Regions from separate parts of the Mus musculus genome. Here region 1 is linked to region 2. The links are chromatin loops, found by intact Hi-C in ENCODE. Cell type or tissue: gastrocnemius. All regions are shown on one strand. Each heading gives the region's core, and the rest is flanking DNA. Links, peaks and the distances in the headings are about the cores only. Region 1 has its middle 17 kb from the start of Mir7680. Region 2 has its middle 12 kb from the start of Vps8.

Region 1 (12,440 bases), core at 2,253-10,252, 170 kb after region 2:
CAAACCCAGCCCCTTCCCTCTTCTTTCCCATCCCCTTGTTTTGTCCTTCCAATCCCCCTAGGCATCACAAGAAGCGAGCCACCCACCTGTGGCTCTGGCTCGTGGGGGAGGGAAGAGAGTGCGGTGCCAAGGGCGTGCCCATCGTGGCAACAGCTACAGGCTAAATGTGAAGGATGGGGCTGGGCAAACATGTGCCCGGGTTGAATCGCAGCTGAAAGAATGTTCATGCTCCCCCTCCCCAGAGGTGGGGCTCTCTTCTCAGAATAGAACCAAGCAAGTTGGAGCTGGAAGGGGCCTTCAAGAAGATGGGAGTCACCCTTCTTGTATGACAGATGTGGAAGCTGAGACCCAGGCAGTAAGTCCCACCCCACCCCATGCTGGGGGTGAGAGCAGACCCAGAGCGGTGGGACCAACACCCAAGGGAGGGTTTCCATCCCACTGTAGATATAAGGGAATGGAAACTGAGGTAGAGATTAAAATCAGAAAGGACCCAAGCTGGGGAAATCCATCCTACACCTTCAGGAATCAGACCCTGCCTCCACCTTGTTCCCCAAATGGCCTAAACACTGACGTCTTTGCAGAATGCCCTTTTGAGTGTGTGTGTGTGTGTGTGTGTGTGTGTGTGTGAGAGAGAGAGAGAGAGAGAGAGAGAGAGAGAGAGAGAGAGAGAGAGAGAGCTGGTGGCTCTTCTGGACTTTGAGGGTCTTATGATGCAAGATAGAGCTGGATCCTCAGACTCCCTTGGATTTCCTGGGGCCAGAGGTGCAGCTCCCCTCTGGGTGGGGCCAGAGGCCTTGTCCAGCTGCTCTGTCCCAGACCTGCACCTGCTTCACCAAGGATGGTATCTCTCTGTCAACGCTGTGGCCTCCCAGCTCAGCTCCACACCAACTCCGAAAGCCTCTTTCTCCCACTGTCCCCTTTCCCAGCCCCCAGGGACAGGACAGAGTAGTCCTGTCTCACCTTTTGGTGCCTCCTTCCTGACTGGGGTTCGATGGTTCATCCATAACTGCAGTCACCAGACTTGTTCCGGTACTTATAACTTGAAGCAAGAAACTAGCACGCAGCCAACTGCCTTTTCAGGAGCTTACAGTCTGGAAGAAGGCAGAATTAGCCAAATATAAATATAATATGTTTGTAATTACACCCTGGTGTTACACTTGTAGCCAGTAGGCGCTTTAAGAAGCTGTAGCAATAACACTGTGTTATGGGATGACTACTGAGAACACAGAGGCTAAAATTAATAATGATAATAATTTCAAAAAGAGAAGGGTTGAGGCAACCCCTCAGGTGCCATCATGATCACACACGCAAGCCCACATAGCAGTTAGTAAGCAATGGCTGTCACACGATAATTAATATATAATGGCAATAAAAGAAACCTCATTGGTGCCCTCTGGGCTCCCACCTGGTTCCTTGGAGCCACTCCCACAGTTGACCTCCCACTAAGTCAGTTTTATGGATCTGTGAAAATTGTCTGGATAGCTCCCACCTCCTGAGGTCAAGGCAGGAGGAATCTGGGGCCCTCCCCTGTGTGCTGCTGGATATGTGGACAGCACCTCCTGGCTTTGAACCATGGACCCTCTGAGCAGATGGCTATCATCTCTCCCACCATTCTGGGTAGGGCCTGATCCAGCTTTACAGTTTGCAAAGGCTGGAGGCCAGGCTAGAGAGGTCTGGCCTCATTGAGTCTTCCCAGCCCATGGGGCAGCATCACAGATAGTATTGCCACAACCAGATCCACTGAGGCAGAGCACAGAGCACACCTGGAACCCATCAAGCCAGGAGAGATTCAGCTCTTGGCACAAACAGAGCAAGTGGAAGGTTTGCTTTGGCTGCCTTAAATTGTCCACATTTTAGAGCCTTGGACCCAAGGGCCTCCAATGCCCCAATAGACAGACAGGAAGACAGACAGGCAGAAAGACTGTGACATCAGGGGCAGGTCCAGACTCATCTCAGTTCCTTGGCACCTCTGCCTCAAAGGCCTCTCTCTCTCTGATGTTGAACAGCACAGGAGGTCTTCCTGAAGCATGCAAGCTGTTTGTTCCCTGGAGCCATGCAGGGTGGCCATCAGAGTCACTAAACCCCAGATCAGGAGGGCAAATGACCTGCTCAAGGCCATTGGGTTTGTAGGTGGCAGACCTGTTTGCTACCAGGGCCAGTGGGGCCTCATCAAGGAAGGAAGAAAGACTTGGGATTGCTGTGAGGAACACAAAGCACACAGCGCTGTTGTAGCTTGAGACACCAGCTCCTGACCCCCAACTGTTCAAGGCAGCTATACCCCCCAGGTCAGTGTCCGCTTGACCTTGGTGGGAGAGGGGGTGGTTGTAGGCTCCTGCCAAAGCCTGGAGAAATAAAAGGGACCTTGTCCCGCCCCACACAGGGCTCATTCTCTCTAGCCAGCCCAGCCCCTGCAGACCAGTGCCAGACATTCAGACTTACAGAAGAGTGGCTTTCACCAGGGGGAGCATCCTACCAGCCTGAAGCCCATCCTACCACATTTGTAGCTGTGAAAACTGAGGTGAAGAGAGGCGAAACCTCCTAAGGCTGTACAGAGAGTTACGGCCAAGTGGTGATTCAAACCCTGTCCTTTGTCTCCCTGCCTGTAGCCTCTTTTCCAGAAGCCTGTGCCTCACCCGAAGCCGGCAGCCCTGCCCACCTCCCTCCCGCATGGATGTCTAGCCACAGCTGTGCTCTCTGACCCCTCTGCGCTTCCACAGAGGGGTCAGAAAGAAATGCTTGCTGGATACCCTCCACTTTGAACCTCTCAGCTGCCTTGACAGGCAGGCGATGGGTGCCCATCCTTGGGAGCGATCAAGCAGAGATTGCAAGCCCACCTGTTGTGGAAGTTGCAGAAGGACCTTGCTGTTTGAGAACTGCTTTCTAAGCCATTCACAGCTGAGGTGGCTAGAGGAGTCACAGACCTTGATCAACCCAAGTAAATGCGAGACCTAGCAAGCAAGAGGCCTGAGGCCCAAAGGGCCAGCATTGCCTTAGTTCTCAGAGGCTGGCTTCTAGATAAGACTGACCTGGGCAAGGATCATTTTCTCACTCGTCAGCCACCCCTTCCTCTGGTCTTCTCACATGCCCACAAACACTAGCAGCCCGTGCCTTCAGGTCACAGAATTCTGTCCTATATGAGGGTCAGCCAGCAATCTGGAGGCCCGTGAATTTGATTCTGTTGCCCCTACACCCTGGGACATGGACTCGTGGGACTGCAGCAGGCATAAGGTCCTGGAAGTCAGCAGTCATTGGGGAAAAGAATAAACAATAGATTCCAAGTGTTTTAAGGAGGTTAGTTAGACCAGCCTCCTGCTGGCTTTTTCTGGCTAAACTGGCTTGGCCCAGTAGGTTTGTCTGAACTCAATGGTAAGGGCCTACAGTAGCCAGGGGACAGTGTCTGCCCACCTACTAACCAACCACTAACTACACTCCAAGGATTTCCTATGAGGAAAGAGTCCTGACAGCGGGAGAAGAAGGGATACCTGCCAAGGGAGGAGAATCATAGATTGGTCATAGAGATGGGTTGGTCACATTTTCCTGGAAAGTCAGAGCACGACATAGTTGCAAGGAAACATTATCTATGGACCAAATGCATGGCTGTGTTTCTCTCAGAACAGCATTAACTTCAAATGTGAATCCCTATTCTGATGGGTGATTTCAGTATATGGTTGACACCGAGTGTCCCTAACAGGGACAGGAAGCCATTGCAAGGTGGTATTGACTTTCAGTCACCACAGGACTCCAGATGGGACAGGGTGAAGGAAGAACTTGAAAGGAATCTTATGCCAGGTGTGGTACAGAGCTTTCATCCCAGCACTCAAGAAGCAGAGGCAGGCTGATCTCTTTGAATCTGAGGACAACCTGGTCTACATAGTGAATTCCCTAGGATGAGGGCCCAGTAAATGGCTGAGGCTGGACCTTCACTGGAGGCACGGTCAGTGGCTGCTTAGGACAGTTTATATCCAAGTACGTGTTTATTGATTATGCAATACCTTCCCAGAGTTACTCTGTCCCACTGAGGCGGTGGCCAAGTGGAGGTGCTGGCCTTTGTGTGATGAGTGGGGACAAGAGACTCAAGGATCACTTAAGAGAGGTGGGAGTGCTGTGGGATGGGCTGGAATGGTTTGCCACAATGCTGAACTGGAAGCTGTAGCCCCTTGATTCTCATGAATGATTAAGAATTAAAGGAGAGGGGCCTGGTGAGATGGCTCAGTGGGAAAGAGCACCCGACTGTTCTTCGGAAGGTCAGGAGTTCAAATCCCAGCAACCACATGGTGGCTCACAACCATCCGTAACGAGATCTGACTCCCTCTTCTGGAGTGTCTGAAGACAGCTACAGTGTACTTACAGATAATAAATTAATTAATTAAAAAAAAGAATTAAAGGAGAGAAGCTACTTTGAGAAGGCTGTGAGCCCTGCAGATGCCTGAGAGATAGACTCTGAGAGACCTTACACTGGGAATGTGTGCTGCCAGGACTTCACATACATTAGCCACTGGCAGACAGCCCTGCCAAAGCCACATTTTGACATTCACCTTTCAGATATAAACTGTGAATCTAAAGGGCTCTGGAATCTCACAAGGCCACATTTACCAAGTGGTGGAGTCCAGACTCCTAACCTTTGACCCATTAGCTCTAGACAATGATCCTTTTTTTTTCTAGCAAGGATTGAGAAAGCTAGAGAAGCCATCAGGATGGAAAAGTGGGATTCTGCCTCTGGCAATAGTCATTCCCCCCTCACAGGCCCACAGCAGCTCCTTACTGAGGAGATGGAGGCCTGCAAAGGTGAAATAACCTAATGTCAATGCCTTAGCAGTTGAGCCAGGCCTGAATTGGGCCATAAAAATGTTGTGAGTGGCAAGTGGGGGTGGGGGTGGGGGGCGCTCCCCTGTCAATCTGTCACAGCCACCCCAGTTCTGCTGGCAGTCATGATGTTGTTTTCAGAGACCCCTGCCACCACACACACCTGTTGATGGTGTTGGGGGTGGGGTGCTGCAGCCGGGTGCTGTCCTCAGCGAGCCCTTCCTCCTCTACAGCCCATCCAGGGTCTGTGCCCCTTCCCCAGCCCTGACCCCCAAGGGATCCTGGGTCTCTGGTTTTTGTCAGGCCTGAGAGGCTGGTGGGATTGATTTATGAAAGGAGTCCCCACCTCACACTGAGCCCTGATCCTCCTCCCTCTCCTCCTCTTCTTCCCCCCAACCCCTCCCTTGCCTGACTGCCTGCTCAGTTTTCCACAGAGTCAGGATTTCCCTGGGGCTGGGGGCTCCAAGCCAAGAACAACACGGGACTGGTTCCCCCACCTCTCCTACCCCTCCTATTTCTCTCTAACTCTCTCACCACCCCTGTGGCCCTCCTCAGTTAAAAGGAAGGGGTTGAGAGGAGAGGTCCAAGCCCAGCCCAATCCCAGAAGAAGAGCTAGAAATAAGATTCTATCCATCAGGAGTCAAGAGGGTCCCTTCTCATTCCTTGAGAAGTTGCTGTTGGGAGCTTGGTTGGGAACTCCATAGAGAACTTAGAAAGAGCAGAGGGAACCCTGGGAACTCTTTGAGGTAGGACAGGACAGGAATAAACAAGACTGAGACCCATACTCTGAGGGGGAAGGTCAGGGAAGCCATTGAATTTCACAAGGAGAGGAAAGCAGAAAGGGTTTGGGAGAGACACTGCTGAGGTGGGAGCCTCCGGGACGCCTGTTATGGAGGCAGTCAGGGGGAGACCGTTCTCTGGTAGTTAGTGGCCAGAAAGAGTTGAGGAGGGGTCACAGGCTGAGTCAGAAAGCAGGAGGGATTGTCATGGAACACAAGCAGCACCTTGAATGAGGAGTAGTGTTTGCAGGGCAGAAGGCCAGCAGACCCCCAGGGTGACAGCAGGATAGGGACATTAGTCAGGACAGCACATACTGGCTTGGGCTAGAGTCCTGCTTCACCTGGTTCTGAGGTTGTGTCTTCGTCCTTGATCTAAGAGACGAGAGCCAGGACTGGCATGGCAAAGAACCCCGTTTTCCCTCAGAAGAGTCAGACACAGTGTGATGGCTGGCCAGGAAGCTAGTGCCAGAGGACGAACCTACTGTCCTGGATCCTGTCACTGGCCTCTCAGACTGTTCCTAACCACCTCTCTCATCCCTCTCTAGGCAGCATGAACCCAAATGATCTCTCCAAGGTGCCCTCCCTCACACAGAAGTTCCTTTGATGAAGTCTAGAGGTTTGGTTTTCCTTCACACAGGATCTTGCCTGGCCCTAGTGGCGACCTATTACCACCCCTCCCCCATTTCTTCTCTGTGCTTATCTCCAGGCATTCTGCAGACAGGAGTGCCAGGCTCTGGCAACTGTGCCCTGGTGAGTGGCACCAAAGCCTTCCTTGTGGCACAAGAATGAGAACCACCCCCCTTTTGGCATCTCTAAGGCCACAGATCGGGGATTCTTCCCACCTAGCCCCTGACAGATTCACCCTTTTCGAGTCTGGGCCTCAAAGGTGAACTTAAAGGCTTGAATACTTGGTAGGATGGGGGATCTTCTGGGAGCAGACTGCAGAAATAGAGGCAAGCAAAGAGATGTGGAGAGTCACGGAGGGCATCAGTGGTAGACCAGGTCCTCCTTCCAGACCAGGCGAGAGAGGTGGCTGGGGTACCCTGCCTTCCCCCTCCTCTGCCCTGACAGGCAGCTCACAGGCAGGAAACAGCGATGACTGTTCCTTTTACTCATCTCAGCCAAAGCCCAAGCTCCCGGGGCCACACACTGGGCTTCTTTCTGTTCAACCCCTCCCGGCCTCAGCCAGGGCCCAACCTCCTCCACTGTGTTTGCACCCCGGCTCCAGGCCAAATCTGGCCAATTTGTTCTGAGACAGGGTTTTGGTTTCATAGCCTCATTTGAATGATTTCCAACAGAATTCCTGCCTCCCCCTCTGTGAAGTTCTGCCCACCCCTCCCCCAGCCTCCTTCCTGCCAAGCCAAGGTTGGTGTAGGAGAGGGGTAACCCAGAGCAAATCTCCTCGGAGTGACACTTTGGACTTCCATGCTGCTCTCCCTCTGCAGTCCCAAACACAGACCCTAATGGCTGGTCACTGTCATCTCTGGCTCTCCCCACTGAGCATGTTCGAGCTGGAGCTCAGCTGGCCACCCCCTTGGACCAGGAGCAGGTGAACCTAGAGCCTTGTACAGCTGTGTCCACAGTGGAGGCCACTGCCCATCCCTATCTATTACCTGTCCTGCCTTGACACACTCCCTGCCTCTAGGAGCTGAGAAGGCTGGATTTCAGACACAGGAACATCCACAGAAAGCTGTCTACAGGAACAGCTATACTTGTGAAAATAAATTACAGACGCCCCCCTGGGTGCTGTTTCACGCTTCCTGACTCTTCTCACAGAGACACCATGCAGAGTACACGTTCCCACCTCTTCCCAGAGACTGTGTCCTGACCCAGTGTCAGACCCCAGGGGTAAGAGATATCTTTCCTCACTCCTTTCATCCATAAGACAGGCAGGAAAACAATTTCTGGCTTATAGGCAAGTAGGAAGCCCAGAGATATTTAGCAGATAGTCTTGGAGCACACAGTAAGCCTACAGCCCAGACCCTAGGCTCCATAGACCTGTGTGCTACCACACTGCACTGTGGGGGTAAGCTTGAGGAGAGCAGCCTGGAAGTCTGCTGTTACCCACCCCATCCCCACTCCCCCCAAAAGCTGAGAGCAGCCATCCTCAAACCCTTCCCCTGGGAGAGATGCCTGGTCCAAAGACCTACATCACAGCTCAGGTGTGTCATTTCCTGAGCTCTCAGGTGGGGGCCAGGCCAGGGCTGGCACTGCTGGCATTGTTTCAGCTTCTTCATTCCACTCATGCAGCACTGGGGCTCCTGGCGCAGATCAGTGTGTGGCGAGGCCCTGGTGCTGCATCGAACATAATTGTGCCCCAATCCTCCCATGCTGAGACAGTCTTTAACCTTTTCCTTCAGACCTTCAGAGCCTAAGTCACTTACTCTAATCAGGATCAGAATCATGAGTGCAAATCCTGGCTCTAATTTGTTGTTGTTGTTGTTGTTGTTGTTGTTGTTTGTTTCTTTTAGACAGGGTTCCTCTGTGTAGCTCTGGTTGTTCTGGAACTCACTGTGTAGACCAGGCTGGCCTCGAACTCACAGAAATTTGCCTGCCTCTGTCTCCTGTGTCCTGGGATTAAAGGCATACACCAGCAGGGTCTAACTCTTACCAGATATGTGACATTGGAAAAGTTACTGCCTTGAATCTCACTGTCCTTGTCTGTGAGCAGAAGGCAGTAGGATCACACTTGTGGATTTGCTATGGGAATGAATATACACAAGACATCTAATACATGGGGCTGGAGTTGGCTCAGAAGCATGAGGCCCAGAGTTTTGACATAGCACTAAGCATCTGTAACCCCAGCTGGGTGTCAGAGATTGGTCAGCCCTAGGGCTCATAACGCAGTCAGTCTAACCTAAGCAGCAAGCTCCAGAAGATAAGGTAAAGTGATTGAGAAAGCCATTCTGATACCAGCCTCTGCTTCCACATATGCCTGCATGGGTGAGTATATGCACACACAAACAGAGGTCTGGTGTGAAATTGGGCATGGTGGTGCATGCCTGGGATTCTACCTACTTCAGAGGTTGAGGCAGGAGGATTACAGATTCCAGGCCAGTTTGTACATTTTAACAAAAAGTGTCTCCAAAGCTTTTTTGTTTGTTTGTTTTAGATTTGGTTTTTGAAACAAGGTTTCTCTGTGTATCCTGAAACTCACTCTGTAGACCAGCATGGCCTCCAGCTCAGAGATTCGCTTGCCTCTGCCTCCTGAGTGCTGGCATTAAAAGTGTGTGCCATCACTGCCCAAGACCTATCTTAGGGTTTGAAAGTACCTCTTTGGACTCTTGGATTCTGTGGTGGTTAGAATGAGAAGAACCCCCAAAGGCTGATATAGTGTCGTGCTTAGTCGTCTGGGAGTGGTACTATTTGAGAAGGATTAGGAGGTGTGGCCTTGTTGGAGGAAGCATGTCACTGGGGGTGGGATTTGAGGTTTCCAAAGCCCGTGCCAGGCCCAGTCTCTCCCTGTTGTAGATTAGGATGTAGAACTCTCAGCTACTGTTCCAATGTCATGCTTACTGCCATGCTCCCTGCCTTGATAATGGACTGACCCTCTGAAACTGTAAGCAAGCCACCAATTAAATGCTTTCTTTTATAAGAGTTGTTGTGGTCATGGTGTCTCTTCACAGCAATAGAACAGTGACTAAGACAGTTTCAAAAAATGTAAAATAAAAAAATAATAACAAATACAAAATAAATTATGCCAAAAGGGGTTACGGTCATATGCAGCTTGTTCAATGTACAGATTGCCTAATGCACATCCAAGGACAAAGCCATCAAAAAGTTTGTCACTTGAATCACAGTTGAGGCTGTTGCTGTCAGGGATATTTCTGAAGCAAGTATCTTCTACATTACATGTTTTTTAAGCTCTACATGGCGCTGAGTTAGTGCACAGTGACCTCTGCCACCCACAGCAAGGTGGTCAGGAATCATCTGTATTATGAAACCCAAAAGTACCCAACACCACACCCAGATTTAGGTCTGACGATTCTGCCTTATGACCTCCACTGAAACCTATTCAAAGACCTAAATTCCGTGCCCCTGCCACCCCCTGCACCCAGACAAGGCTTCTCTCTGTAACCCTTGCTGACTGTGTAGACCAGGCTGGTCAAACTCAGAGATCTGCCTTCCTCTGCCTCCATCACCAGGTCAAAATGCTGGATTATTTTTGTTTCTTTCAATTTTATTTTATGTGCATTTGGTATTTTGCCTGCATGTGTGCTTGTGTTAGGGTGTCAGATACCTTGATCTAGAGTTATAGACAGTTGTGAGCTGCCATGTGGGTGCTGGGAATTGAACTCTGAACCTCTGGAAGAGCAGCCAGTGCTCTTAACCACTGAGCCATCTCACCACTGGACTCTTAAGGACAGAAGAGAAACTATCTTCTGAGGAAAATAAAATGAAAATGGGCCGGGTTTGGTGGCGCACGCCTTTAATCCCAGCACTTGGGAGGCAGAGGCAGGTGGATTTCTGAGTTCGAGGCCAGCCTGGTCTACAGAGTGAGTTCCAGGACAGCCAGGGCTACACAGAGAAACCCTGTCTTCAAAAACAAAACAAAACAAAACAAAAATGAAAATGATATTTTTTTAGATTGAGTTCAGCTCTTTAATATTGCGGATATCTGTGACAACTTCCAGGCCACTATCCCATGTGAAACAGGCCAACATGGTGGAGAGAAAATGAACAAGAAAGGCGAAGCCAGCAGAAGGACGGTGTCCATTAGCCAGCTGTGCCTCAGTGAGGTCCAGGCTCTCCGTGATTCATCCTCCACCACAAGCAGCCCTTTTTTGTTCTGGGAGTTGGGTGCCCTGCCCTTTGGCAACAGGTGTGGGAGGTACGAGTAGGCAGGACCAGGCTGGGGGAGGGGCTCCAAGGCTTGCTCCTGCCAATCTGCAATCCTGCTCAAACCTTGGAAAAGCTCCAGGGACCTGAGCCTTCAGGGTTGGAGGCAGAATGTGTTTCTCACGCTGGGCCTCCGCAAAGGTGAGCCGGTGCCCAGTGGTCAGGCTGGGCCCCTGCAATGCCCTGCCGGTGCCATATGTTTCAGCCCTCACTTCTCTCTAAACAGACCCAGAGCATGGGCTCCTAGGATTATTCTCACCCCCCTCCCCAGGAAATCTATATGCTTATTCTTTCTTGGAAGCCTTCAGAGTTTCTCTGCATTGTCTTGTCACTCTCTTCTGTCAGATGAAGCGACTGGTTGCTGCTGTGGAGGTAAAGAGAGTCAGGAAGGCTAAGAGCAAATCCCCAAAGATTGCTCGTGTCCCAGGTGGTGGGACAGAAGTGAAGTTCTGCAGCTGGGTCTCTCTGACTGCAGGGTGGGGCTAGGCAGCGCCTCTACTTCTAACTACATTCTAACTCTGCCTCCGTGCTACTTCCCAAACTACCTCCCTAAGAGAGTGACCTGACCTTCCTGCCAGTCCACTGAGATATCCTCCTTTCCCCAGTCACTGTGTCCATACCACCTCCAGGGGTGTTGGGTAAGACTCCCCACTTAAGTACCAACTTCAGCCCTGACATCTCTCTGGGTCATGGAGATCTAGACTTAAGACAATTAAGAGGCAACGGGGAACAGAGGGAACGCTGGGCTGGTTGTTCCTAAGTACTTCCCATAAGCATCAAGACAGAAGAGCAAGAAAGGAATGGGGCTGGCTGGAGACCTTTCTAGGATGTCTGTACAGGGAAGAAGTAAAGAGCAAACTCGGCTGCCCCCGGTTTCTAGTGGCAGTGGGAGATGAAGGACTGGAAAAGAAGAGGGATGATAATTTGAGGCTTTTCTTATCCATCTCTCCAGCCACCTGCCACCCCACCATCCATCCTCTCCTACTCTCTATCCATTCTTCCATCGATTAACTCATTCATCTGACTCCTGTTCATCTGTTTATCTACCATCTCATTCATGCTTAGATAGCCACTTTCCTACTCCCTCATCTCTCCAGTCAATCGTTGGTCTATTCCTTTACCCATTATTGTGTAAGCTGGAGAGCTATGAACAAATGTCTATTCATTCACCCCAGATAGGGCACCGATGAAATGATTTCACTCCAGTCTGGCTTAGTGTGAGCTGGTGAGTTCATTGTGGTTACTTATAGGAGCGCGGCATCATTGATAAGCCCATTCCAGCATAGGTGAAGACTCTTGAGACTCTATTTTTGATTGTGTGTATGTGTGCACATGCCCATGCATGTGCATGTACTCGTGTTCCTGCATGACTGAGGTGACCCACAGTGGTCAGAAGAGGGTGTCAGATTCTCGAGCTGGAGTCACAGGCAGTTGTGAGCCTCCTAATGTTATAATGGCAAGTGTCCTTAAGGGCAAGGCATCTCTCCATTCCTCCAGTACCTGGTAAAGACTTTTTTTTTTTTAAGACAAGATCTCCTTGTGTAGTCCTATCTGACCTGAAACTTACCTTTGTAGACCAGCTGGTCTTGAGTTCCCAGAGACCTGTCCTGTTTCTACTTCTGGGATGTTGTGATGAAATGAGTGTGCCACTATGTCTGGCTCCAAGTGACAACTCTTGAAAGTTGCACTCTTGGAAAGCTGTGCCACTTGTAAGCAGCTCTACCAGAGGTGGTAGGGCAGCTCTCCTGAGACTGTTACTGCTTAGGTAGCCTCAGGGAGGCCTTGTGAATCTTTCAGCAGTTAACTGAGCTTTATAGGTTTCATTTACTTCCTGAATCTTATGAGCATCCTTCTTCCTTCCAGGGGAAAGTGCTTCAAGTTAGAGGAAGCAGCTACACAACATCCTCTACACCTGTCTGTGAATTCGCTCATCCGTATACCATCTGTCTATACCCATTCTCCCTGACATTCATCTATCCACCCACCACATAGCACTTTTTCTGTGTTCCTATCACTCAT
Region 2 (12,440 bases), core at 1,586-9,585:
GCACAGGAAGGATGGAGAGCATGATCCAGACCCACTGTCTCCTATCTACAGTAGCTACTACAGTAGCTATCTACAGTCATTCACTTCATCGCTGAAGGCAGGGGGTGCCTGCACATCAGAAGCAGCGTGGGACGACAGCCTGGCTGGAGCACAGAGGGTCATGGAATTATGCTGCATGCTACTAAGATGGCAGCTATGTGTCAATCAATGTGCATTTGTCAAACCCATAAGACACCAAGAGTGAGCCCTGTTGTACGCTATTTACTTGGGTGATACTGATGTCAGTGCAAATCCAGCTATTATAACAAATGTGCCACCCTTGCAAGGGATGCTGACACAGGAAGGGTTGGGTATATGGGACAGAGACAAGAAACACGATCAGTTTCTAAACCCACCTCTCCATCTCACTGTGAACCTGAATCTGCTTTTTGTTTTTTGGGGGGTTTTTTTAATTCCATTTCAGGCTGGAGAGATGACTCAGCAATTAAGAGCACTGACTATTCTTCCAAATGTCCTGAGTTCAGTTCCCAGCAAACACATGGTGGCTCACAACCATCTGTAAAGGGATCTGATGCTCTCTTCTGGTGTGTCTGAAGAGGACAATGGTGTACTCATATATATAAAGCAAATAAATAAATCTTTAAGAAAAAAAGAAATATTTAAAAATTCTATTTCAATAAAAAATAATAAATTAAGACTGAGTACACAGGTTCTTAGTTGATTAGCATCCAAGTAGGCTCGACACAAGTAAAACTGATTGTAAGACAGCCAAGCTAATCCGTGCACCATTCTCATGTTCTCTCTGCCTGGCATAGTCTTGCTTCAAAGTCACCATATGGCTGAGTTGTCCACTACTCAGGGCTTTGTTCAGTGCAGTGGACAATGGCTTTGCAACTGTCTGGGAAGTAAATACCAGAAAAATGGGGACATTTACCCTCTTCCATCCAGGGACTCAGAATATTCCATCTGGTGCCAGTCTCAGGATACATGGCCTCAGAGTTCTTCAAGGGAGAAGAAAAGGAGAAGAAAGCCCGCCAGCTGTACGTGGTAAATGAGATGTGCTCGCTCTGCTTAGTCTGTTGGCCAACATCAACCACCTGGCCCTGCTTCAATGCAGAGGAGAACAGGAAACAGACCAGATAGAGCAGAGACTTGACTCTCGTTGATGGTGGCAACAGTGGGTTTCAGGACAACCTGGTGTGTGGTAAGAATCCCAGACATTTTTATGAAGCCAATGAACAACTCTACACTGGCAGTCCGTATTACTAGGAGGAGGGGGAACATCACTGGCCTAAGAGTGTGTCCTGAAGTAGGATTAAAATACGGAGGAATCTTCCTTAGAACATACCTACAACCGTATGACTTTCTAGGCCTGACCCAGCTCTGAGTGAAGACACAGAGATATTGATTATGCATGCACAAGGCTTTTGCTTATTTTTGTTCCCAACTAGCTCTTATAATCTAATTAACCCATTTATTCTAATCTAAACTCTGCCAGGAGGCTTGCTAGTTACCTCTCATTCAGTCCTAGCCTCCTTCCTCTGTGACCAGCAGGCGAATTCTCCTCCCCCGACTCTTTCCCAGGGTTCCCATCTCAGCTGGAAGTCCCGCCTATTCTCTTTGCCTTTGCAATAGGCCATCAGCTTTTTATTAAACCAATCAGGACGTAAGAGAGGGCATGTGTACAACATATGATAAAGCAATATAAACAACAATACCAACGTCTGGTTTGCACTCTACTCTCTGCCAGCACAGAAATCAGCATTTGAACAATGCAAAGACAGTCTTTACACAGTGCACAAACAGACCACCCCAACATATACCCAACAGTTTATTGAGTGCTTGCATGTACAAGACAGCATACTTGATGACATGAACACACATGAATGAGAAGTAGTCACTGATACCTAGCCAGGGACCCATAATAGAAATAACTATGGGAGCTCAAAAGGCCCAAATCTCCTGCATTTTAGTTAGAATGAGATTTTATATCTAAACATTGCTCGCATGCGGGGCATAAGGCGCTGGCTCAGGAACGGCTTCCCGTGGTCATAGGAAGGAGGTCTGTAGTCTACTGCCGTGTTCTCGGTATCAAGCTGACTTTGGGCTTTTCATTTTCCCATTGATGCTGGCACATCCCTTGCCCCTCTTCCACTCAGCGCAGAGTAGGGCAGCAGCCCCAGGCCACTTAGCTGAAACCAAGGTTACCCAAGCATTTCAAGAACTCCCCCATCTAATATTTTCAGAATGAGCACATCTCATCCTGCCTACACCCCTACAAGGAAAAAGGCAGACTTATTTGAACTCAGCCTGGTGTCTTGGGACTGCTGCCAGAACTTGGTGACAGAAAAAGGCTGAAAAGGGGACCTGGGGCTTGGCTCTGGGCTGACCAAGGGCAAGGATAATAGAGGGTTGGGAATTAAACAACCAAAGTCCCAGGGAAAAGGTGAACAACAACAATGTGAGTATCATCGGTAAACCAGACCTGCCTTACCATTCTGCATGGAGACTGCTTTGCTTGCAAAAAGGACATGTTACTTCTTACAGACACACACACACACAAAATATGAAAAATTCTAGTCAGCTGAGGAAAAACATTCAAAATGATAGCAATGTTCCCGTGTGTGGGTACCACAGTTCCCTAGCTCCTCTGGATAGGAATTGAGGCACAATTTAACTGGGTTCTCTGACTCAGGCTTTCTCCTAAGTCAACATTCGAGGAATCAGCCCAGCTGCTCAAGTTGGGAAGGATCTGCTTTCAAGAAACTGGATAGTTTCTAGCAAGATCCTGCTCGCTGCAGTCAGTTGGACTGAGGGCCTCTGATCCTCAGCTCACCCTGTGCCAAAGGTGCACTCAGATCCTTGTGGTCTGAGCATCTCCATAAAGCAGCTCACTGCATGGTAGCTTTGTACAGGCAAGCAGAAGGAACCAGCAAGAATGTGAGTGATACAAGCTGAAACCTTTCGAAAACTGGTCTCGGTTGGAAGTGATTCCCCTTTCTTTTTTTGGGGGGGTGGGGGGAGTTCGAGACAGGGTTTCTCTGTATAGCCCTGGCTGTCCTGGAACTCACTCTGTAGACCAGGCTGGCTTCGAACTCAGAAATCCGCCTGCCTCTGCCTCCCGAGTGCTGGGATTAAAGGCGTGCACCACCACGCCCGGCGTCCCCTTTCTTTTATGCTGCATTTGCTCCCTCAGCACACTCAAGGGGAGGAGATAACATGATGGATGTTTAGGAAGTAGTCGCTGCAGTTGCTTTAATTATTTTGTGTTTATTTATTTAGTATATATTTGTGTGAGTCTGTGTGGGTGCAGGTGCACACGTACTGTGAATCTCAGAGAGTTGGTCTCCTGTCTTCTCATGGGGTAGGGAGTGGAGGGTATAACTCAGGCTGTCAGTGCACAAACAAGCTCCCCTACCCACTGAGCCTTCTAGCCAGCCTTCTAGAAGCCATTTCAGATGCTGTTATCAAAGAAGGAGGTCTGCCTCCTCCTTTCTAAAACTTCCTAAAATTACACGTGCCAAGCCTGCTTGATTACTAGCCCACAGTTAGCTTCAAGGTAGGCTAGGAAATGTAGCAAGTATTCTAAATGCCAATAGCCCATCTAAAAGGGAAAGCTTGGGTCAAGGAGATGGCTCAGTCAGGAAAGTGCTTGTCTTTAAAGCAGACGGACCTAAATTCAATCCCAGAACCCAGTTTTTAAAATAGCTGCACACATGGTGATGTGTGCTTACAGTTCCAGCTTCAGGGTCCTTGGCTAGCCACTATCCTATTTGGTGAGTTCAAGGCTCAAGAGAGACCCTGACTCAAAAATAAGGTAGACATTGCTTCTGAGGAATGATATGCAGGCTTGTCCTGGCTTTCATACATGCACACACATGCATATGCACCCACATAAGCATGAACATTACACATATGCACACACACATGCAGAGAGAGGGGGAGGGAGAGAGATTTGATCATGGAGAACGACAGCCTTCTGGAGAGTAGGAAATTTCTGTGTGCTAGGAATTCCCCAGGCGCCAAGGAAAAGAAAACCGGTTGGAGGGAATCTAGTCTGGGTTCAAGTCCTACATCTGCCACACTCTGTGTTTCATAAATAACCTCGTTAGTATGTTCAGAGTAAATGAAATGACTTCTGAGATACATCTTGAATACGGTAGGGCCTCCCCTGGAGAAATATCTGCCAAGGGCCTAGGAATGGCTTGATGGATAAAACACTTGCCTGAGTTTGGATCTTTGGCACCCATGTGGAAGCTGGGTGGGAGTGTAATCCCTCAGGGGGCAGATTCCGGAGATCTTTAGGGCAAAGTGGCTAGCTAAACTCAGACCCTGCCTCAGACACCCGACAACAATCTTGGGCTTCCACATACACACACACCACACACAAACTCCTGTAAAAGAAAGAAGAAAGGAAGCATTTAGGGTCATTCCAAACATAGCTTCATACCTCAGAGGCTTTGAAGCCCGGCTGTGACAGCCAGTGAGCTTGCTGTGTCACTCCATGCCATTCACCTAACTGCTCTGAAAACTAACCACATGTTAGTTTGCTCTGCTTACTGAGACGGGTTGCTGAGAGGGATGGCGTGTGTGACCTGTTTAAGGATTTTCAGAAAAATGTATACACTAAGCAAACGTCACGGCCTTAATGACCACTAGGTGGCAGTGGGGAGCAAGAGCCTTGGGTTATGGCCCATGTCCACCAGATGGTGCTGGCATTCAGTAAGTAACACATGGCTCTTCGAGGAGACTTTACAAGGGGTCCTAGAAAGGCACTTGGAGATGACTGGTGCCACACCTCAACCAAAAAAGAGGAGAATGACACCAGCCAGGGTGGGGTGGGACGTCAGGAATCCACACAGCACTGCAGGCTGAGCCCTGGCTCCCCTGAAACCCAGGCTGTCGACTCTTACCCATACACTGTGAAGAAACTCACATTCTCTCTGGACTGACACTGGAGCCCAACTAAGTCTACCATCTTCTTCACAGAGTTACCAACTTTTAAGACTCTGAGAAATATCCACAAATAGCATCTGTCTCTCTAATGTATAGAATAATTGTTTTAAGCTTTACAGTCAAGGAGGACCTCAATTATATCAGTAATATAGGCTGCAAAGTCGGCTTAAATATTTTTCCTCATGGGATTGGTACAGAGAGTAAATGAGATTAGTTATGTGGTTGTAGTACATTAACACATGAAGCACTTATGAAGAACTACACACTCCTACGCAGTTTTATTTATTCTAAGTACTTTATTCATTTAATTCTCACCATTACCTCAGGTCATATTATATATACATATACACATACGTATGTATGTATATGATAACATATAAATATATATGTTATATATACAAATATTTACATACTATCATAGACATACTACTTACCCCACTTGTAGCTAGTAAGTGGAAGAGGCAGGATTTGAACTGTCTTCAGAGCTGAAATTTTTACAGCATAACCATGCTGATACCCAGCTGAGAGGCAATGCCCAGTAAGTGACAGACAGGGGTCCACAGAGCAAGCTGGGGACCTCAGCTTCTGGGACAGGGTTTGGAAAGAGAAAGTCAGCCACACTTCCCTATTCCTCCACAGCAGGGGAAGTAGCTCATTTGAGGGAATCTGCTAAGCACTCAGATTAACTAACAAGGACACAAGATTTAAAAAAAAGAAAACAGAAAGTAGCTGTACCAAAGCCACAAACAGACTGACAGACAGACAGAATGACTGACGGACTGACAGACAGACAGACTGGCAGACTGACTGACGGACTGACTGACAGACTGGCAGACTGACTGATGGACTGACAGACAGACTGACTGACTTTTAGACCAGAGATCAATGCTTGAGTTCATTGCTGCAGTTTGCTGGCTCTGGGTTGCTGGTAGGCTGTTTAAGATAGAAGAGTGTTGTGTTCCTCATCTGAAAGTGGAAGCCAATGAGCTACTTTGCAGAATTACGAGGGCTGGAGACCAATGTGATCAAAAGGCCTTTTCTATCCCTATTATGCTACAAATACACACACAGCATACATTACTTCACACTGAAACTGTCCTTCCATCTATGTGCAAATTGGCAAACACACAGACAAAAATGGCTACCATGGAATCACTATAGCATACAAAGCTCATCGTGGACAGAAACTTCAACTGCTGGTGGAAAGGGATCGAGATTCAAAGACATTATGGTAGTGTGCCTTCCCTTCAAGATGGCAGAGGCGATGGACATATGGACACTTAATGTGTGACTTTAGAGAGATGGAGTATACAGTGCACATGAGAAGGCAGAAATTTTTTTCTGTTGGTACAAAATGGCAAAACAGATGGATACAATGCTTTAAAATTAGCTCTGAAGGATGGAAATGAGTTGAGAAGAACATGCCAGAAACTATCAGAGTTCATTGCTGAGACCAGAAAGGGTGGGGCTCATTTGGAGAATAGCAAGCAATCCAGACTGGCAGTGTAAGCTAGGCTTAAGTGTGTGGAGGCAAGAAGTGAATCATGCCAGGCAGCAGTGGTGGACACGTAGAGACACAGGCAAGTGAATCCCTGAGTTCAAGGCCAGGGTGAGTTCCAGGACATCGAGAGCTACCCAGAGAAACTTTGCCATGGAAAAAAAGATGAAGAAGGAGAAGGAAGAATAGGAGGAGGGGAAGGGAGAAGAAGAGGAGGAGGAGGAAGAACGTGACTTGCAAGCCAAGCATGCTGGTGCACACCTTTAAACTTTTTTTGTTGTTGTTGGGTTTTTTTTTGTTTGGTTGGTTTTGGTTTTTTTCGAGACAGGGTTTCTCTGTGTAGCCCTGGCTGTCCTGGAACTCACTTTGTAGACCAGGCTGGCCTCGAACTCAGAAATCCGCCTGCCTCTGCCTCCCGAGTGCTGGGATTAAAGGTGTGAGCCACCACGCCCAGCACCTTTAAACTTTTAATCCTAACAGTTGGGAGGTAGAGGCAAGTGGATCTCTGTGAGTTCAAGGACAGCCTTAGTCTACATAGTGTTCAAGGACAGACAAAGGTATATACAAGAGATCCTGTATGACAACAAGGTAGTAAAATACAAACCCACAGGACTGTGACGATAAGAAGAAACAGAAGCTAATAGAAGTGTCAAACAATGTGGGGGAAAGGATAGTCGTTGGATGAATATTAACTGGCTAGGAAGGCGGGTTCAAAGATGCTTTCAAACAAGAGCTGATTTGTTATGAAAAGCAAAACCAAAAAAATAGTGACCACAAGTGTGGAAATGGACACCCTGATACCTCTGATGCCCATGGGATGTTTGGACTGAAAACCTTGCTATGAAATGAATGTCTGCCCTGCACTTCCAGCCTAGCTTGCCTCTCAGGCTTTCTCCATTCCACTCAGCAAAATAAATACAAGAGGTCTATAAAGTGAGACAGCAGACAGATATAATAAGGTACTGTACAGAAAACAGGCAGTCGGCGAAAGTGTCCATCCTTCCTGAGGGGAAGGGTCAGGGAAGCCCCTGCTGTATGATTGAACAGAAGAAAGACCTATTGTTACCACCATAGGTGGTGAGTCCCCACCAGTAAATACTGGCTTCCTACCTGATAGCCCTAAGCTATGGCCTACCTCTCACACAGCTCTGCACACCACTCACATAGATCTACACCCCACACACAGAGATCTACACACATACACACACCACTCACACAGATCTACACACACACACACACACACACACACCACTCACACACACATCACTCACAGATTTACACACACGTACATATACTAGTCACACAGTCACACAGTCCTACACATACATCACTCACTCATCTACACACACACACACACACACACAGCTTTTACTGAGCACTTTAGCTTCATTAAAAAGTATTTAAATGAACACTGAGAAAAGTCTAAAAACAAAGACCAAGGAGGAGAAAGAAAGAGTGGGAGGGAAGGAGGGAAAGGGAGAGAGGGAAGGAGGCAAGGAGGGAGGGAAGGAGGGAGGAAGAGAAGGAGAGGAAGGAGAGGAAGAGAAGGGAGGAGGAGAGAAAGGAAGCAGAAACAGTTCAGAAAAGCACAAAAATTAAACAGCATAATTAAAACCCTTGAAAACTAGAGAGCCACTGTACCCATGGAAAAAAAATAATAGAGGCAAAAAAGAAAGAAAGAAGAAAGGAAGGAAGGAAGGAATGAAGAAAGAAAGAAAGAAAGAAAGAAAGAAAGAAAGAAAGAAAGAAAGAAAGAAAGATCGTAAGAGAATAAGAAAGGCTCTCAGGACAGCTAAAGTGTGACCATGTATGTGTTTGGAAGAAAACAAAAGAAGAGGTCTCCTAGAAGTAAAGCCATCAAAACACACACGCCAAGAGCTCTTACAGGGGAAAAGAGTTTAACTATTATTCCAGAGGGCTAATTAATGCCACCATAACAGGATTCCAGGAGGAAGAGGTGGGAAGGCTGGAGGGAGTCTTGCAAAAAAAAAGAATTTATTTTTTCTAGGACAATAAAAGAAAGAAACACATTAACTTAGTTTATTGTAATATTTCAAACCTCAGACAAAGGAGCAGATACGTAGGACCATCTAGGGAGAAAAACTGGGCCACCTACAAAGGATTCAGGCTCAGAATACGTTAGACGAGTGCTGGAGTGGGCATATGGAATCTACCTGGTGGTGAGAATGTCCTAAAACCTAGTTTATGGAGATTATTGAATAACAGCAAACTTACTCAAAATCATTACATTGAAATGAGTTAATTTTAGAAATCCAAAATATACTTCAATAACATTGTAAAATACAGAATTTGTAACATATAAGTCTTTGGAATGAAATAATAGAGCTCTTTAAATGTGAAAATGTAAATTATAAAATAGTAAAATAACATGTATATAAGTAGTAAGCATCATTAAAATAAATTGCCGTGTAAAGTAAAACAAGCTGACCATGGTGGCGCATGCTTGAAGGAGGCAGAGGCAGGCAGATCATGAGTTCAAGGCCAGCCTGGTCTACACAGTGAGTTCCAGGAGAGCCAGGGCTACACAGAGAAACCCTGTCATGAAAAGCAACCCCCTCCCTCCCAAAAGAGTAAAACAAAACAGGACCCATGTAGTAGGAGAAAATAGCCAGTCCCCTGCCCCCAACAAGCATGCATGTGTGCAAAATAAACGTAAAAGGAATGCTGAGAGCTAAGAGAGAGTAAAGCAATTTCTTCTATGTTCTGAAAGACGTTATTTTGTATTTGGGATCCTCTAGTTGTCAGATTCTCTGCACTGCCCATAAACAAGAACAATGGTTTTGGTTATACCAGGCTTCAAAAAATTTGTCCGATATACCCATCCGTATAAAGCTACAATGGACCAAATGAAGACATAAGACCAACAAAAAAAGGAAAAGCTATTAATACATAGACAAAAGAGCTCTCTAGAATGAGGGATCCTCAGGATGACAGCTGTGTGACCAGCCAGGAGAGCAGCAGGTCCTGCTGGAGTAGGAAGACTCGGGCTGCAGTTCGGGTGCTGTTCCTCTGGACATAGGTGGCATAGACAATAGGACTTATTTTGCTACTATAATCCAGGCATCTCCAGGGAGACGCTCTTTATGAAGAAGTGTGGGTACTTAGGGTAGTGCACACTTATCATCCCATCTACTTAGAAGGAGGCAGAGAATTCAATAATTCCAGGAGTTTGAGACCAATCCGGACAACAGAACAACACCCAGTCTTGGAAAATAAATAAAATAGAAATGTAATCATACTTCACCACGTTCTTTAACTAAGAAGAATAGAAACATAGTCTGTCTTAGTTAGAGTTTTTCCTGCTGTGAACAGACACCATGACCAAGGCAACTCTTATAAAAGACAACATTTAATGGGGACTGGCTTACAGGTTCAGAGGTTCGGTCCATTATCATCAAGGCGGGAATATGGCAGCATCCAGGCAGGCATGGTGCAAGAGGAGCTGAGAGTGCTACATCTTCATCAGAAGGCTGCTAGCATCACTTCTCGGCCTTTTGGCTAAGATCAAGTGCAGAAGGCTGCTAGCAGAATACTGGCTTCCAGGCAGGTAGGATGAGGGTCTTAAAGCCCACCCCCACAGTGACACACCACTCCAAGGCCACATCTTCTAATAGTGCCACTCCCTGGGCTCAGCATATACAAACATAACAAAGTCATAATAATGCAAATTCTGAATATTGCCTTAACTAAAGCAGTGCTCCAAGGATGTAGGAAGAGTGTGCTGTGGTATGTAAGTGGGTATGCAAAACTTAGGCTTCCTGTGTTTTGATCTTCCCCAGGAGCAGACCCTGAGACAAGGATGTGCTCAATTAATTTATCCTGGAAGTGCAGGGGACAGTTAGAAAATTTCAAAGGTCTTAGAGGAAAGGAAGCGTAGGTGATTAAAACACAAACAAAAAGTGTGTGTGTGGTTAAAGTAATGGCTGTAGCTGTAGAGCTTAATCTACAGGGGCAGGAGCAATGAGAGACGGACGGAACACACATTTCGGTGAAGACAGACTTGCAGGGGTTATGGGCGAGCTCTTGAGAGTGCAGGGTGCAAGTGAGGTAGCATCGGTGACATTAATGTTCAGGTCTTCATCTAGCTCCTCCTGTGTGTACGAAGGCAGACCCCAAAACTTTCACTTACAGAGGTGAACACCTTGCCATTGGAAGTGAAGACTAACACTGCATGAAGTGTATGACGAATACTCAGGTGGAGAATTTAGGCAGCAGCAGCGTGACAAGACATGTCTATAACACAAGCCAATAATGCACTCAGGGGTAAATACCAGAAGATGGATGGATGGATGCATGGATGGATGGATGGATGGATGGATGGATGGATGGATGTTTTATAACACACAGACACACACACACACACACACACACACACACACACACACACACACAAATGAGATAGCTATTAGGCCCATAGAAAGCTCTCTCAGGAGGTAAAGGTGCTTACCATCAAGCCGGACAACCTGGGTGCAGCCCCAGGACCTACGTGGCAGAAGGACAGGCCTGACTTCCAAAAGCTGAACTTTGTATCAGGCCCTCGACTGTCTAGGAACTTGTGGATGGTAGCTCTTCAGTAAGACCTTTAATGAGTGAGCGAGTGAACGAGTGAGTAAGGGGGTTTGGGAGGAGGTGAGATTGCTTTGGGGCACAGCACAGAGAGGCAGCAGGCCAGACATCTGGGGAAGGTCAAAGGCTTCGGAGTGTCTGGAATCCATTCCCAGTTAGGGAACAGAAGACAGTGTGAGAAGCCTAGGGGCGGAGACACATGAGGAAACCAAAGCAGGAGATCCTGAGGAGGGAGCTTTGCTTGGACATAGTGAGTAGATAAGAAACGTAGTGACAGAGTGTGAAGAGGGGTCACAGTGCCCAGAGGGGTCACAGTGCCCAGGGGCAGAGCCATGGACACAGCCCCTGCCCTGCTTAAGGAGTCTCCATCCTGACTTCCAGACCTCTTTTCATCCCTCATTCTGGGCAGGTTTTTAATCTCTCCTAACCTCAGTCTCTACATCAGCCCAACGGAACTGATTACTGGTCTACTTGGTGCAGTCAAGAGCGTGCTTTAGAAACAGAAGTGCATCCAGACCACTCAATAAACAACCATCCCCTGATTCTTACATCTGACACCAAAGCTCCCATCCTCAGCTGCCCTGGTGTCCCTGCTCCCTCCCCACCAGCCCCGCCCCCACCAGCCCTGCCCCCCACCAGCCCTGCCCCCACCAGCCCTTCCTGCACTAATGGAGGGAAGGAGGCTTCTAGGGCCTCTCTAGGGTCTGTATCTATTCCAGTTGGTTGAGCCTACAATAGAAGGGCTGTTAAATATTTTGACCATCACTCCTGCTAATAATACCTTCTCGGCCTACCTGACAGCGGCCTGGTTAGGATCAAATGGAACAGCAGACATAAACGGCCTCTGCAAAGGCTCCAAGCACTGCCATGTAGTGGGCAAAAATATTGTTTTAACATCAAAATGCAAAGGTATTGCTGGAGAAAGATGTGGTCACAAAGGGCATGAACACAGAGCTGTGATGAATTGCAGGCTGGGAATAGCTGAGGGGAAGGGAGGGGGGGGGGGCAGTGGGGCAGGAAAGGGAGGGAGAGAGGGGTGGAGAGGGGAGAGGCTGTAACCAGGCTGATCATGCAGCCTCCATTCTAGGTTGGTGTGGTGCTGTGTGCAGGAAGAAGGGAAAGCATTCCCTGCATGCTGACCTAAACCCAGCCGCCATCAGCCATCACTCGCAGTGCATGCTGGGCTACTGCCCTAAGGCATCTGTACTTACCAGACTCAGCAGCACCTCTACCACCTTCTCCTTGCTCCATCTGTCTTTCCCTCCTACCCTCTTCCTCCCTCTACCTTCTCTCCCTCACCTTCTCTCTTTGAAGGTTGGGCTGGAAAAGCAGGCAATCTAAGTCCTTCTGCATTGGTAGAAGTGCTGGGATAGCAGAAGCCATAGCCACCTTAAAATGT

What was found. A loop is a pair of places that touch in the nucleus more often than their neighbours do. Peaks named below come from ENCODE experiments on the same cell type or tissue, not always from the same donor. Only the 100,000 strongest peaks of a DNase experiment are listed, where the experiment ranks them.
Region 1: it touches region 2 in a loop (2.2-fold over the local background); 2 of 42 quality-filtered maps call a loop at or near these places.

What each region holds. Positions count from the first base shown.
Region 1 is chr16:21,233,333-21,245,772 of GRCm38, reverse strand. No RefSeq gene overlaps it. Among named protein-coding and RNA genes, the nearest start is that of Mir7680, 17 kb to the left of the region's middle. In gastrocnemius, for the core only: no CTCF peak of the experiment used is centred there; DNase peaks (open chromatin) are centred at 5,237, 6,296, 6,824 and 7,771.
Region 2 is chr16:21,405,068-21,417,507 of GRCm38, reverse strand. No RefSeq gene overlaps it. Among named protein-coding and RNA genes, the nearest start is that of Vps8, 12 kb to the left of the region's middle. In gastrocnemius, for the core only: a CTCF peak has its summit at 4,673 (motif pointing right); a DNase peak (open chromatin) is centred at 4,680.